2 separate regions of the Mus musculus genome follow, and region 2 is linked to region 1. The links are chromatin loops, found by intact Hi-C in ENCODE. Cell type or tissue: heart. All regions are shown on one strand.

Region 1 (8,000 bases):
ACATACAGAGGTCAGAGGAAACCTGCAGGAGCCAGCTGTCTCCTCCCACTATGGGTTTTATATACACTGATGACTAGACCACTCCTTGGCTCGGCTAAGGGGAAGGCTTTTGTTGTGGATATGAGATGAGGCCAGCCACAGGCATCTGGAAAAATCTAGATCAGAGAGAAAGGAGTAGAACGGACAGGACCAGGGTTCTGTGAGAGAGGGAAGACCGTAAGAGACCAGAGAACCAGAGAGAACAGAGTGTGAGAGGCAGGAGCTGAACACAGAGAAAAAGCATAGCAAGAATTGCAGAGTTCTAGGGAGAACAGAGGATCTGGGGAGGGAAGCCATGAACTGGAGGGAGGGAGGGTCCAGGAGGAGGTGAGAAGGACTGGCATGGGAGCCTGAACTTTGAAATGTATAACAGGGACTGTGACACTAAAGACTCCAAGAGCTGCTTGGAAACCAGCATGAGGTTTGCTATGCTAATAGGCACCACAGGTGGCCACGTCTCTTATTTATTTATTATAATTTATCTATTTTTATCTGCACTGGTATTTTGCCTTTGTGTGTGTCTGTGTGAGGCTGTCAGATCTTGGCGTTACAGACAGTTGTGAGCTGCTATGTAGGTGCTGGGGATTGAACCCAGGTCCTCTGGAAGTGCTCTTAACCGCTGAGCCATCTCTCCAGCTCGGTAGCTATATATCTTTTATGCCAAAGATAAGGGATATAACTCCTTTTGGTAGAACATCAAAGAAGATACTAGAAGGTATAAAGATCTCCCATGTTCATGAATTGGCAGACTTAAGATTTGAAAGAAGTCTCCGGGCGTGGTGGTGCATGCCTTTAATTTCAGCACTTGGGAGGCAGAAGCAGGCGGATTTCTGAGTTCGAGGCCAGCCTGGTCTACAAAGTGAGTTCCAGGACAGCCAGGGCTATACAGAGAAACCCTGTCACGAAAAACCAAAAAAAAAAAAAAAAAAAAAAAAAAAAAAAAATTGAAAGAAGTCGTGCTACAAAACAGCTTATTGATTCAACGCAATTTCCATCAAAGTTCCTATGTTATTCTAAACAGAAGTAGAAAAAAATACAAAATCCACACGGAAACACAAATGATCCTGAACTGCAGAAGCAAGCTTGAACAACGCTGAGCAACGATGTGGTAAAACACCACGGCCATAAACGATGTGGTGGTGAGGAAAGGGTTTGTGTCAGCTTACAACTCTCAGGTCGTGCTCCATGGCCCAAGGAAATCAGGACAGGAACTGAAGCAGAGACCCCCAAGGGAGAGGTGCTGCTTACTGGCTTGCTTCCAGCAGTTTGCCCCGCTTGCTCTTTTATACAGCCTGGGAACTCTGCGGAGGGGTGGGGTGGCTCTACCCACAGTAAGCAGGAACCTCCCACATCCATCATCAATCATGCTGCACAGACCTGCTGTTTAGATAATGGGATGACTTTCTTTCTTCCCAAGTGAGTCTGGTTTGTATCAAGTTGCCAAAAACTCACCACCAGTGAATGTTTGCTACTAAACCTGGCCCCCAAAAAGAGGAAACGTTTTTTAAAAGGCCAGGTACTTATTGGTTCAACGCAATTTTCATCAAAATTCCTATGTCATCCTTCACACAATAATCCCAGAACAAATTAGGCAGAGGTAGGGGAACCTCTGTAGTTTGAGACAAGTCTATTCTACAAAGTAAGTTCCAGGCCAGATGGAGGTGCGTGGTGAGAACTTGTCTAAAAATTAATAAGTAAGTAAATAAAAAAGAAACAAATTATTGACAGATGATATTGTGTCAAGTTAGAAATAGGTACATAAGGGAATCAATTACTAGAGTCAGGAGCCTGAAGAATAAGACAAATTTTTTTCCTGTCAACTATTCATGTGACAGGGAGTTAATATTTAGAAAATTATGAACTAAAAAATTTAAATGCCCAAAGAACAAGTAATCCAATCAATCAAACAAATTCAATAGAATTTTCAAGATAAGTACAAAAAAAATGGCTGTTAAAAGTCATGAAAAATGTTCATAGCCACAGTTAGCCACCAGAGACATGCAAATTAAAAGTACATTGAGATTCCATATGACCCTGGTCAGCCTTGTTGAAAGAAGGATGGATATAAATAAAGTATATTCTATATACCCATGAAAACTTCATGATACAGACTGGTTTGTACAGTTAGTGTATAGTAATTCATGCATATGACACAAACACACACACACACACACACACACACACACACACACACAGATCATAAGTAAGGGCCAGGGTCTGGAGAGGTGGTTCAGCATTAAGAATACACTTTTGGTACACAGATATTCCTGCAGACAAAACACTCATACACATTATACTGAAAGACCCACAACGTGAGGACTCCCCCACGTTCTGACTCAGGAGAGGCGACACCCCAAATCACTCACGAGAAACGGTCTTGCTGCAAACTGCAAGAGCACTTTTAATTCAAGAGTGCTCTCGGGCCCACGGTCATACACCATGCAGGGGTAGAGGACCGTGGCACCCCGAGTAGCTGGGTAAGTGGGTATTTAAAGGAAGAAACCACAACTCAAGGAAGTGGGGAGGGCTTTGTTGGAAAATACCCAAGATACCAGTTAAGAGTCACAAGGAAGTGCAAAGTCACAAGAGTCACAAGGAATACCTGGTAATTGTGCAGGTTATCTCTCAAGACAGTTTCTAAGAGCCCCTAACAATAGCACATTTGCATAACGGGTGTCCCCCCCCCAATGGTTAGGGTGACTTTCTTTAAATGAACACTCTTTGAACCCTGGAAGCAGGTGGGTGGAGGAACGTCGTCTATCTGTTTTATGATTATCATACCTTGGAGCATTGAGTCACAGAGGTCACATTCCCAAGCCTGGGCCTAAAGGCCTAGAATTTTGCTTTTATATTTTTTCAATACATATGTAAAGTCTGTCATCTGAGGCCTTTCTTTACACTCTGACGCAACAATTTATAAATACTGGCTATTTTATTGATTGGTTTTAATTTTAGACACATTTTAGCCCAGTGTTATTTAGCTTGATGACTGAGACATCTGGCTCCTTTGCATTTTGCATTGAGTTCAGGGCCTCTTACACCAACCCTGACCTGCCCAGCTCTGTGGTAATCTGGGGCTAAGTACAGCAATCAGTAATTATGATTAGGTTGTCTTGGGCATATCTGACCGGTTTGGATAGACGCTGGTCTGTTTTTATGCCTAACTACCGTTCTTTGTTTACTCGATAACTTTGGATTTAGTTTTTCTGGAGACTAGGTTGGACCACAAAGATCCCAATGAACTGTGACACCTGTAGGATTTGGAGGAGTGAGAAGTAAATGTGTTTGCTGCCCCCACACGGCAAGAATGGGAACTGCTAAGGAATCTGCATTCGGAGAGCCCAGAAGCAAAGCGTCCATTGATTACTGCCTCAAGGAAGGGGCCTGGAAGAATCGCTGGGCGCAACTCTCTCTGGAACAACAAACTAATGGCAGAGAAGTCAGAAGCGGGCCAGGAAGTATGCAGTACAGGAAACTGGATGTCGCTATATTATGGACAGTACCAGCTCTGCAGACTAACAGTTCCCCTTACAGAGCTGTGAATCTCACAGGAGGTGGGTGGTTATAGAAAACAAACTAGTGAATACCAGGCCAGGCAGGAGGTGGTAAACTTTTTGGAAGAAAACAACGTGTGTGTGTGTGTGTGTGTGTGTGTGTGTGTCCTAAAACTAGAAGTCGGGGAGCACAGAAGGTGAGGGCTAAGGAGGCCCTTCCTGCACAAACTCTCCCAACTGAGTTTCATACCTCGAACCCAAATAAAAGGTAGAAGGTGAGAACTGACTCCAACACACTGTGGCACAAACACAACGGTAATAAATAAATAAATAAATAAATAAATAAATAAGAAAGAAGATCGTAAGACATAAGGAAGAGAGAACCTTTAAGATGGGGAGACTTTTGGGGGCCGGTAATGGACTGTGTGTGTGACAGGAACATAGAAGTGGAGACTGTTGAGGGAGTGGGGATCAGCTAGAGGGAGCCGAAGATCCAGGGATGCTGGTGGGAGAGGCAAAGGAATTTGATTATAATGGATTATATTGACGCAGATGTATGAAAACGTCACAATGATATCCATTCCTTTGCTTACCAACGACAAATATTAATTAAACTGCATTAGTTACTTGATTCGTGGCTCTGACAAAATACCCAACAGAAGCAACTTAAGATGGGGAGGTTTACTTGGGTTCGCAGTTCAAGCACAGCCAGTCCGTAAAGGTGCACAGTATCATGGCGGCCGATGCCCGAGGCTGCTGGTCACACTGCATCTGCAGTAAGGAGGAAGCGGGGGTGTGTGTGTGTGTGTGTGTGTGTGTGTGTGTGTGTGTGTGTGTGAACGTTGGTGCTCAGCTTGGTTTTTATTCAGTCCCTGACCCTAGCCCGTGGAGATGTGCCAGCCACGCTTAGGGTGTCTCTTCCCACCTGGATTTACTTAACCTAGAAAATCCCTCACAAACAGCACCAGAGGCTCGTAACCTAGCAGATTGTAAACTTACCTAACTGCCAATATTAACCAGCGCCGGGGGTGGGGGGTGGGGGTGGGGGTGGAGTTAGAGGAAGGGAAAGGAGAGGAAAGGAGAAGTCATGTACAAACCCTGGAAGACGATGAAGAGAGAGAATGTATTGATGCCAGCCAGCTCTGCTTTTTCCCTCGCGTTACCCAGGCCCTGCTGCACACTAGGCTGGACCGGAAGAAATGCAGCTTAGTCGGCTGGTGGGTTAGACAGGATCTCGGTCTGCGTGAGTGCAGGAGAAACAGCTTTCTCTGGAGACAGTTTTCAGTGAAACAGCTCTCCTTTATTGGGGGTAACAAGGGCTATATAAACCTTGGTGAATAGTGGTTTTCGGGGTGAGTATACATTATTGGCTGGTGTCGAGCTGCTGGGGATGTCTGGTTTACGTGAAGAGGAATTCCAGATGCTCGATAGACGTGTCCTTATGAGAGAGGAAGTTTCACTGGTAATCTGGCCACCAGGCTACATGACCTCTCAAGGGTGGTGGAGGTGGGGGGTCGTGCGTAAGACTGCGTGCGCAGGGACATGCAAGCCTGGAGCAGGGAAGAAGCAGTCCTACTCCTTCCGGTCTCAGTTGGGGTGGGGGTGGGGGTTAGACGCATCTCGACTCCGCCCTTGCTCTGGACTGGCTCCTACAGGTTCTACAGCTTTCAGGCCCCGCATTGAAATGTTTAAGAATGCAGAGAAGCCCTGTCTCGAAAAAACAAAACAAACAAACAAAACAAACAAACAAACAAACAAACAAAAAGAATGCTTGCTTCTCTTGCAGAGGGCCCATATTTGGTTCCCAGCAACTCACAACTGCTTGTAACACTAATTTCCAGGGGGGTCCAATTCCCTCTGTGGCCTCCACAGGCACCCACAAGCAATTAGTGCTCATATAAACAAATAGGCACACACTCACACACAATTTTTGTAAATATGCGTGCGCGCGCGCATGTGTGTGTGTGTGTGTGTACATACATACTGGATGTGGTGGGATGGCTCTGCAGGTAAATGTGCCTGCTGCCAAGCCTGTCTACCTGAGTTTGATCCCCAGGACCCACATGGTAGAAGAAAAGAGCCAACCCCAGCAAACCATCCTCTGACCTCCACAGATGAATCATCATGACACATGCAAACCCACACACATACACACAAAATAAATAGAGAGATGTAATTCAGGAGGCTGGAGAGATGGCTCAGTGGTTGAGAGTACTCAAATTCAGCTCCCAGCACCCACATTAAGCGTCTCACACGTGCTGTGACTCCAGCGGGATCCAGGAGAGCCTACCTCCTTCTGGTCATTGAAGATGGCATACACTCGGATACATACACACAAGTAAAATAAACCAGCGCTGGAAAGATGCTCAGTAGTTAAGACTTGCCGCTCTTGCTGAGAACTGGGGTTCAGTTCTCTGCACTCACATGGTGGCTCATGATTCCCTGTGACTCAAGTTCTAGGGGACTCAGTGGCCTCTTTTGGCCTCCAAAGGCACTAGACATGCACTCGGTGCCCAGACACGCATGCAGACAAGACACTCATACAAATGAATAAAAATGAATATATTTTTAAAAATAAAATAAATTCTTTAAAAAATGTGATAAAAAAAATAGAACACATAAAAATAAAATACTTTTAAAAATGTGATTTTTAAAAATAATAGAACAAAACAAAACAAACTAATATTATTAAATTATCTTTCTGAAGAGTCTGTATTTGGGGGTAAGATTCCAAGAGGAAGGTAGAACTATTGGGACGACTGAATGCAGCTCTCCAAACTCCTCCAAAGTGCTTTGGGAGCATTTCAACTGTTTTATATATTATTCATGTAATGTAAAAGTTTCATAGGTTCCTCTTATAGCTGTTTCAAGATCTAGATAGCATAGCATGATCTGATTTCGTAAGACCCAGGAACCTTGTGTCAGCTATTTAAAAAAAAATGAATCCAGAGCACTGTTTACCACCAGATGGCAGAATACAATAAAATTTCAATAACCAAATACTGCTCTTCAAATGGCCTAAGGATAGTCCAGGTACAAGACTTTGTGATTCACAAATCACTGTTTTGTTTGTTTGTTTGGTCAGTTGGTTTTTTGAGACAGGGTTTCTCTGTGTAGCCCTGGCTGTCCTTGAATTTAACTGTAGACCAGGCTGGCCTCCAACTTACAGAGCTCTGCCTGCCTCCGCCTCCCAAGTGCTATAAAGAAATGTGTGAGCCACCACAGACACAAACCTTTTGGACCTGAGAGTTAGTCTTTCCAACACCACTCACTATGTTACTATCCGTGTTCTCATTTTCAGATGGAGAAACTAAGTTTATTTATTTAAAAAAAAGTTTTATTACATTTATTTGTTTGGGATTTGTTTGTGTGCAGATGGAGACAAGAAGTGCTTTGGGGGGCGTGGTCAGAGGACAACTTTTGGGAGTCTGTTCCCTCCTTCCACCATGTGGGTCCATGGGATTGAGCTCAGTCCTTAGATTTGACAGTAAGTGGCTTTATGGGCTGAGCCATCTGGGTGACTCCAAACTTACTCATTTTAATTGATCGACATCTGTGTTGTCAGACACTCTAAAGTACATATCTCATGTCACAGCCCAGTGACTAAGAAATGACTGTCTCCATTTTAGAACAGAAAAAATAAATCTCTGTCTTGGTTCAGGGCATTCAGCAACTGAAGAGGTATTAAACGCCCGACCTTGGACATCAGGCTTTGTGGTTTCCTACCACAACTTATGACATTCTGGAAGCTTCTAGGAAGAAAGCCCTGTGCTGGAACCTTGCACTGGGTGGCAATGCCTGCAGGTCTGCATTTCTTAGACTCTGAAAGCTACAGAAAGCAAAGAGGAGAATGCGGAACATCTGTGTGTGAGACTCACGCCTTCTGATACCAGGTGGGCAGGAAGTTACGCACGAAGTAGCAGAAGAAAACCACAGAGAGTGGCATGTTGGTGGCTGTGTCTCCTAATGTTCTGAATGGCTTTCTCTCACCTCTGTGCCCTAAACAGAGGGACTGAATCTGCACAAGACCCGACAGGGTTATAATATCACTTGCATTGTGGGTTTGATGTACCCTCCTTTTGTAATCTTTTCAAAAGGTTCATGGGAAGAGAGACCTGAAAAGGGAGATCTGGCCTACCACAATTTGGAAAGGAAGAGAGATCACTTTACGCCATGATCATATCATCCACCTCATAAGTATCCATAAAACTCTTCTACAGTCCACAGTGCAGAACTCCCTGGACGACTTCCTGCCTTGGGGCAGCCGACTGCCATCCAACTTTGGAGTATCTGCTTTGCTTAGCTTTGCTAAATAAATTTCTGCTTATATTGAATATATCTTTTTTAAAAATTTTTCAGTTTTTCAAGACTTGTTTTCTCTGTGTAGCCCTGGCTGGTCTGGAACTTGCTCTGTAGACCAGACTGGACTTAAACTCTGAGACCCACCTGCCTCTGCCTCCCGAGTAC
Region 2 (8,000 bases), 130 kb after region 1:
ATTAATGGTCAAATATATTTGATAAAAGTTCACTTTTGGTATTCAATGGTGCGCTGTCATAGAGCCAACAGATCACAGATTTACTATAATTTTAGGGACATTTTTATTCCAACATTTCATGAAAGGCAAACTATTCTATTAGCTAATCCAGTGGCATAAATAAGAATTATTAAAACCCATCTAGATTATTACTTTATTGACATTCCTCACCTGCACATCCTGTGATATACAGTGTTTACCTTGGAAGGACAATACCTGACAGCACAAAAGGGAAAATTGAAAACCAGACCTTTGCAGAGAGAGAAGCAGGATCATTATGTAAACAGCCACCATACCTCATGCAGAGCCTGCCGCATAAATATCACACCATCAAACAAGAGACGTAAATTATTGTACCTGCGATGTAATTGAAAATTGGATCATACATTAGTGAAGTCCCCATTTATCTAATCACAATCAGTTCCCATAAAATCTCATTTAGGAAAGCCGAGTGCAGTCCAGAGAGGTGGCAGTGTGAATTTTCACCACAGAGCTCTGAGTTTGGATTGAGATCTCGGTAAGATTTGCAGGTTAGGTTCTGTTGCTCCCTGGGGCACACTTGTCATGACTCTGGATCTCTCTCGATGTGTATTGAAAAGTCCAGCCTCCCATCCAGGGAAAAGACAGCTCAACCCACATTCAAGACTTTGTTTTTAAATACTAGTCTAAAGACAGTGTCAAACTCACGGGGCCAGGGGCTGGAGAGATGACTCAACACTCAAGATGGTGAATTTCTCTCACAGAGGACCCAAGTTTGGTTCCCAGAACCCATGTCAGGCAGGTCTCAACTTCCTGTAACTCCAGCTCCAGGGAACCAGGAATTCTCTTCTGGCCTCTGTGGGCACCAGCACCCAAGTGACAGCCACACAGAGACACATAATTAAAACAAGAAAGGAACCTGGATGGACTTATCAATTGATTGGTTGCCCAGTGTCAGATGGTCAGCCCTGAAAGCATACATTCAGATGACATTACATGAACAGAACAGGTATATGTGTATACACATATATGTATGCAATAACAAATTTTTACTAAAAAAAGAGGCCATGCATTTGAAGGAGATCCAGGAAGGGTTTATAGGAGGAATAAAAAGGAAGAGAGAATGTAATTGAATGATAACCTCAAAACAAAACAAAACAAAAAACAAAACAAAACAAAAAACCAACCCAGCCAGCCAACCAACCAATAACAATAGCAAAACCAACCAACCAACCAAACATATAAATTAAACAAAAACACCTAAAAACCATGGTTAAAAAAAACAAAACAACCCGCGAGTCCAGCCCAGTGAGCTCTTGGTCTTCTCACTTTCCCACTTCTCTATGACTATAGTGTGGTCTTTTACACTCATCTATCAGCTCATACATTGTTTGGCTTGATGAATGCACACTCAGTGCACATGTGGCCTCTGAGTGATGAGGAGAAGATGCACAGGTTGCCAAACAGCTGCCTCTGTCTTGTGGTGCTGTCTGACCCAAGCAGAAAAGTCCCAGGACTACTTACGCTTCTCCAAACTGCGGGATGCAGAAGAAAGACAGAAGGGAAAGAGGGTCTGGAGATGGGCTCAGCCAATGAAGGGCCCAGAACACACATAAAAGCTGGGTGTGTACTGTAACCCTATGACTGGGAGGCAGAGACAGGCAGATCCTGGAGCTCACTGACCCGAAAACCCAGCCCCATTAGTAAGCTTCAGGACGAGGAAAGACCCTATCTCAAAACAAAAGAAAAAAATCGTGGGTGGTACTGAGCAATGGCACCGTGGTTGTCCTCTGCCACCCCACCCCTCATATAAGCATGCACACATGCACCCTTCTGCAGGGAACACAGCCAACCAGCCAGACACACACACACACACACACACACACAGAGGGGGGGGTCACCACCTCTACTTTGTACTTGGTGAAGGACATGCTTCAAGAATGGCTGGGAAAGGCACGAACACCGAGCAGAAATGTCGATCCATGTACAGGATTAAGGATGGGGCTTGGGGAAAAAGAAATACTGAGTCTGAGACATGGCAATTGCAACCAGGCAAGGGAGGAAGATGCAGGGTGAGGCTGGGAAGCCAATGAAGAGGAGAGGAGTTACACAATGGTGCTTAGGCCATGCTAAGGGATTCTATTGTGAATGGGGTTGGAATTCATTTAAAAAAAATTGAAATGGGACTGGGGAGACAAGTACAGAGAGCCACACAGGCTGATCCTTCACCAACAGACAGAAGTGGCCTGAGACAGGCCAATTGGAGGCTGTTACCAAGTAAGGGAAATGTTTATAGTTCAGGTATGATTGCTAGTGAGGAAAATGGAGAGAAATAAATGGATTTAAGATATTGACGGTGCTGGAGAGGTGTGGATGCTGGGCAGGGATGCAGTAGAGGAAGGCATTAGGGAAGTCTACTGGGTCTGCAGCTTGGACATCTCAGTGTTTGGTGATATGAATCCCCGGCAGGACAGGGAACACAACAGAGGGCCAGCAGCCATGCTGTCACCGCAGGCACTTTCTTTGTTGTGTTTACTGTCATAAACAAATGATACATTGGGGGCTCGGGCTCTTCCCCATAATGATGACAGATGAAGGGGTCAAAGCCACTTTTCAGCAGTCTCTGAGAGAATACTGATTTTTCTTTCCTGAATTTATCAATATAAAATGTGCTAATGGATATTAATATTCGATCAGTTGGGTTTGCATTTCTCACCAACCGCCAGGAAAGCATCATGACCCTCTTAGATTTTCAATGGATAAAACATGAATTACTTTAACAAATTTCCCCTTGCAATGTCTTGATTATGTATTCCGACGAAAGAGAGTGTATTTGTGAACCATCATGAACAATAATAATCACAATATATTTCAATTTATGGACACACAAGCCTGAAGGCCTCCAGGCATTTTCACAGACAACAACTAAGAGAGTACCTTGTCATCAAACAAGCCAATATGCCCAAATCAATAGATGCTAGCATTGTTCTGTAAATAAACTTCTGTCCTCAGAAAGCAACATTAAAGAATTGCTACACATCAACTATATATGTGTATATATAGAATATAATTCAACAATTCATCTTATCTTGAAATATTCTATAGTTATACAGTCTATAGATTGGAAGGGGCGTGGGCCTCACTTCTGTTACTTTACCGAGTAGCTGACACCTGTCTTACCAAGTACTACCTGGCCATCTTTTGCTAGCCTCATCCAGGAAAGCATCAAAGAGTTGGGGAGGGAACACGGAGGCAGATTCTTGGATCCTGCTGGCCAGCCAGTTTAGCCAATCAATGAGCATAGGGCTCAGGGATCATCCCTGGGTCAATGTATATATTATATTATATATTAAATTATGTATCATTATAATACATAATATATATATAGAGAGGAGAATGAATGAACAAGACACCTAATGTCTACCTCTGGCTTCCGCATGCACGTGTACTTGTATGCACAGGTACACACACACACACACACTCCACACATGGACACAAACAAACAATTTTTTGTTTTGTTTTTGTTCTGTTTGTTTTTCAAGGCAGGGTTTCTCTGTGTAGCCCTGACTGTCCTGAAACTAGCTCTGTAGACCAGGGTGGCCTTGAACTCAGAGCTTTGCCTGCCTTGCCTGCCTCTGCTTCCGGAATGCTGGGATTAAATCCTGTACCACCTAACTCTCTCTTTTTGTCTCTGTTTCTGTCTCTGTCTCTGTCTCTCTCTCTGTCTCTCTCTCTCTCTCTGGGCCCTGAGAAGACACTGTGCCTCCACGGTCAGGGTGGCAACAATGGCGAGCTCTGCTCTAGCCATTGGTGTGTCATTTGAAATTCTGACCCCAGAACAGCTTTTTGCCAACTTTGTAAGCTACCAGGTGTCTCTTCTCTGTGAAGTATTGTAGAAATTATTTTATGCTGACCTGGGGTTTCCACCCAGCCTTATCACTCAGTTCCTGGAAAAACACTCACACAACCTTTATATTTACAAAAAGGCTCAGACGGCACAAGAGCTAGGCAGATATCTACCCTTTATGCTATTAGAATCTACTTTCCTATCGATAACCCTGAGTCATTACTTATTATGTTTCATTTGGACTGCTCTTAACTCCAATTGGTCAGCCCTCAGGGCCATGTTTTCATGACTCACCTAACCCATGGTGCCTTCCAGGGCCATGTTTTCATGACTCACCTAACCCACGGTGCCTTCTCTCTCCCCCTTCACCTTCTTTTCCCTTTGTGGTTCTCTTCCTACTCCCAAACTCAGGAACCCTAAACCCCTCCTACGTCTTGTCTGCCTAGCTATTGGCTGTCAGCATCTTTATTTACCAATCAAAAATAACTCTTGGGCAAGGTCACACAGTGTCATTTGGGTCTAAGTGTTGACTCTAATCTCTCTGGGACAACCAGTTTTTGGGGACCCAATGTTAGTATTAGAATACAAGCAGCATCAGGCCAACCCACTGCAGTGAAGAACACTTCAGCTATGCATCGCTAGCTTCAACAGTTGCCAGCCTCATGCTGTTTTCCTTCCCTGCATGTGTGTGCTGTTTGTTTTGTATTTTACCTCTTGAAAGTTGTGTGTCTGAGAGCTGTTGACTTCTGGCACATTATTCCTAAAGGATTCGGCAGGTACCTCCTCCTCAGGTAATCTCCACAAACTGTGAGTCTGCAATCAGGCCTAAAACAACCATTCTATCCCAGCACCTGGCAAGTGCTGTCCATACTGCATTCTCCCAGCCAGAAGATACCTTTTTCAAGGCACTTGTGTCTGCCTGCCTGTATGTGGAACCTAGAGGCCAACCTTGTGAATCAGAACACCATCCCTTTCAGACAGCGCCTCCTGCTGGCCTGGAGCAGGAAGTACTGTCTGAAAGCTGCTGTCCACCAGGCTCCAGGGACTCACCTGTCCCTGTTTCCCTTGTGCTGGGATCACAGGTGCACAGCATTACCCAGAGGTTGTTCGTTTGTTTGTTTGTTTGATTGATTTGGATGCTTGGATCAAACTTGGATCTTCCTGCTTATGATTCAAGCAATATCTATCTATCTATCTATCTATCTATCTATCTATCTATCTATCTATCTATGTCTGAAACAAGATCCAATCTGTGCTTGTTTGCAGTTCTGTCTCTTTGAGACATGTCTAGTTTTTATTTTTAAAGACTTATTTTTGGTGTGTGTATGAGTTTGTGTGTCTGCATGTATGTCTGTACAGTGCCTGTGGAGGCCCAAAGAGGCTGTAAGATCCCTTGGAACTGGAATTACAAATACTTGTGGGCATCCACGTGGATACTGGGAAGCAAACCCAGGTCCTCTGAAGAGCAGCCTGTGGTCTTAGCATCTGAGTCATCTCTCCAGCCCCTATTTCTAGCTTTTAAACATTTACTCATAGTGTTGACTATTTGAAGGCAAACCATTATATACTCTTCATATTAGAAATCCCTCTGGGTGCTTTGAACTTTATTCTCCTTCCTTGTATTCTCTGTAAGACTAAAATTAGGGGTGGATGCCTGATGAAATTCAAGTTAGTATGTTTTGGATGAGCATATTCCATAAAGGAGTTGCACACATGATATATTACTGAGGCATCCTGCTGTTAATGGCACTGAGTTTGGTCACTTTGTCAGGAGCGTCACTCCATTGTAAATGGAACCTTTCCCTTTTACAAATACTTCTGTAGTAAATAATCTTCATTTGTCAGCAGTCAATATCCCCATTCCCCCAAATCTTCCACATTACAGTGTGAAGACCTCCTGGATAAATTGACATGGCAATATCATATACATATGTATGTGTATGTGTGTGTACATAGGTATATATAATTCCTATATTTTGAAGTTAAAATATATTTACATTTCCTCTCCCTTTTCTCCCTCTAACCCCTTCCGCATATCCTATTATTGTCCCTCAATTTGATAGCTTCGTTTTCTTTGATTGCGTGTGTGTGTGTGTGTGTGTGTGTGTGTGTGTGTGTACCTCCTCATAAATACTGTTCAGTCCATACACTTGTATGTATGTTTCCAGGGCTGACTTCTGGCATTGGATAACCAACTGGGGTTCTCTTCCCTGGGGAAGACTATTTCTCTCACTCTCAGCATCCCTTGTAAGCCTGTGTTCTTTGTCTAGGGTCAAGGCCCCATGAGATTTTCCTCTTCTGGGTTAGTATGTCTGCTGATGTTGTTTTTGTTTGGTCTAGTTTAGACAGCCACACTTATGAGACTTTAGGGGTGTAGTTACTCTGACATTTCTAGCAGCCACAGCATCACAGCAACCTCCCTGTTCCTCTGGCTCTTATGCTCTTTCCTTGTGCTCTCTCTTCCTCTATGATCCTGGAGCCTTCTCTGCAGGAGTTGTATTGTGGGTGTATCATTTGGGACTGGGCACCCCACCATCACTCGCTCTCTGCTGTTTGATCAGCTGTGGGGTTTGTTTTGTTTTAATGGTCTCTATCTGTTGCAGAGACATTTCTTTGATGAGGGAAAGGTAAGACCACCATTATCTCTGGGTATAAGGTGCTTTCTTTCTTTCTTTCTTTCTTTCTTTCTTTCTTTCTTTCTTTCTTTCTTTCTTTCTTTCTTTTTAAATAGACTCACTTTCTCCTTTGTCAGCCAAAATGAGTTTCTGTCGTAAGCCACCTTCTATCAGTCAGAAGCAGCAAAGAAGAACAAGGTCAGAAGCCTGGAGAACAGGTTTGGAATCACTACTGTGTTACCCTTGGCTGAACTTGATCCTTGGTGGTGGATATAAAGCATCCTTGGTTGGATATTTCCATGTGGGTCTCTCACTTCTGTCTTCTATTTTCCAAAGTGGTGTCTGGAAAGAAATGAAACATTACACACTGAAAGTCTGTCAGCCGGTGATGGCTAATGACACCTCATATGGAAACATAATCATCCATAAATTTATATATTTATTGACCCTTTTGTATACTCTATATCTCTATCTATGGTTTTGTGTGTGTGTGTGTAAGTATGTATGTATGTATGTATGTGTCTTCTGTGTATCATCTGAGTATCTATCATCTTCCTATTAATCATCTATCATCAATCACCTGTCTATCCATCTATATGTTATCTACCATCAATGTGTATATGTGTCATCATCTGCCATTTATGCATTATCTACCTATCTATATATCTATCATCAATCACCTATGAATACTTGTATCTATCATCTTCCAGCATTTGTCTCAACCTATCAACTATTTATATATCATGTTCATATATATATCACCAATTATCTATGTATGTATTATCATCTATACATATCTCATACATGATACATCTATCATACATATTTCTATCTATATGCTGTCTGCCTGCCTACCTATCCATCTATCCATCTATCCATCTATCCATCCATCCATCCATCCCTCTCTCTCTCTCATCATCTGCCTATCTATCTATCTATCTATCTATCTATCTATCTATCTATCTATCTATCTATATCTTCTATCTTCTCAGATAGTCATTCCATGGAATGGGAGGTCATGTGTAATAATATCTGTGTAGCAGGTGAAGAAATTGAGACACTAAGTGTCCAGGTTAGTTAGCCAAGTATATGGTTCATTCATGGCAGAAATAGAGGAAAGTTTCTCACTTCAGAGTCATTGCTCTTTACCATAATTAAGCTGTGTGAAGAACAGTTATTTAGAGCTGTCATAAAGCAAACAGCATGTCCAGTCCAAATACATCTCAGAATCTCTCTTCAGACTAGTGTTGGTATGCAGCATTTCTCCCCCTGCAGTTACCAGCTCACTTCTAAGCCATCAGCCCACAGTTGGACCAGTAAATAGCTAAGTGTCCAGGCCTCACCAGTTTGTGGAGGTTTGTGGAGGTGACTCCCCCAGGACCTGCGCCTGATTACCACTTCCCGTAGATTCCTTCAGTTATTAGTGTAATTGATGTGTCACGGGCTTCATCTGTGATTTGTTGTGGGCTCATTGATTAACAAGGGGTTGGCAGAGCCCAGTGTTTTTCTGCTGTCTTCTT

Evidence for each region. A loop is a pair of places that touch in the nucleus more often than their neighbours do. Peaks named below come from ENCODE experiments on the same cell type or tissue, not always from the same donor. Only the 100,000 strongest peaks of a DNase experiment are listed, where the experiment ranks them.
Region 2: a loop joins it to region 1, with 5 times the contacts of the local background. A loop is called at or near these places in 2 of 42 quality-filtered maps.

The regions. Positions count from the first base shown.
Region 1 is chr9:70,079,647-70,087,646 of GRCm38, reverse strand. Gm39369 (a long non-coding RNA gene) reads left to right here and starts at 4,602. Exons shown (of 3, transcript XR_870892.2): 1 at 4,602-4,750; 2 at 7,195-7,426; 3 at 7,631-7,856. In heart, CTCF peaks have their summits at 3,343 and 6,497 (motif pointing right); no DNase peak of the experiment used is centred here.
Region 2 is chr9:69,946,005-69,954,004 of GRCm38, reverse strand. No RefSeq gene overlaps it. Among named protein-coding and RNA genes, the nearest start is that of Bnip2, 39 kb to the left of the region's middle. In heart, a CTCF peak has its summit at 4,860 (motif pointing left); no DNase peak of the experiment used is centred here.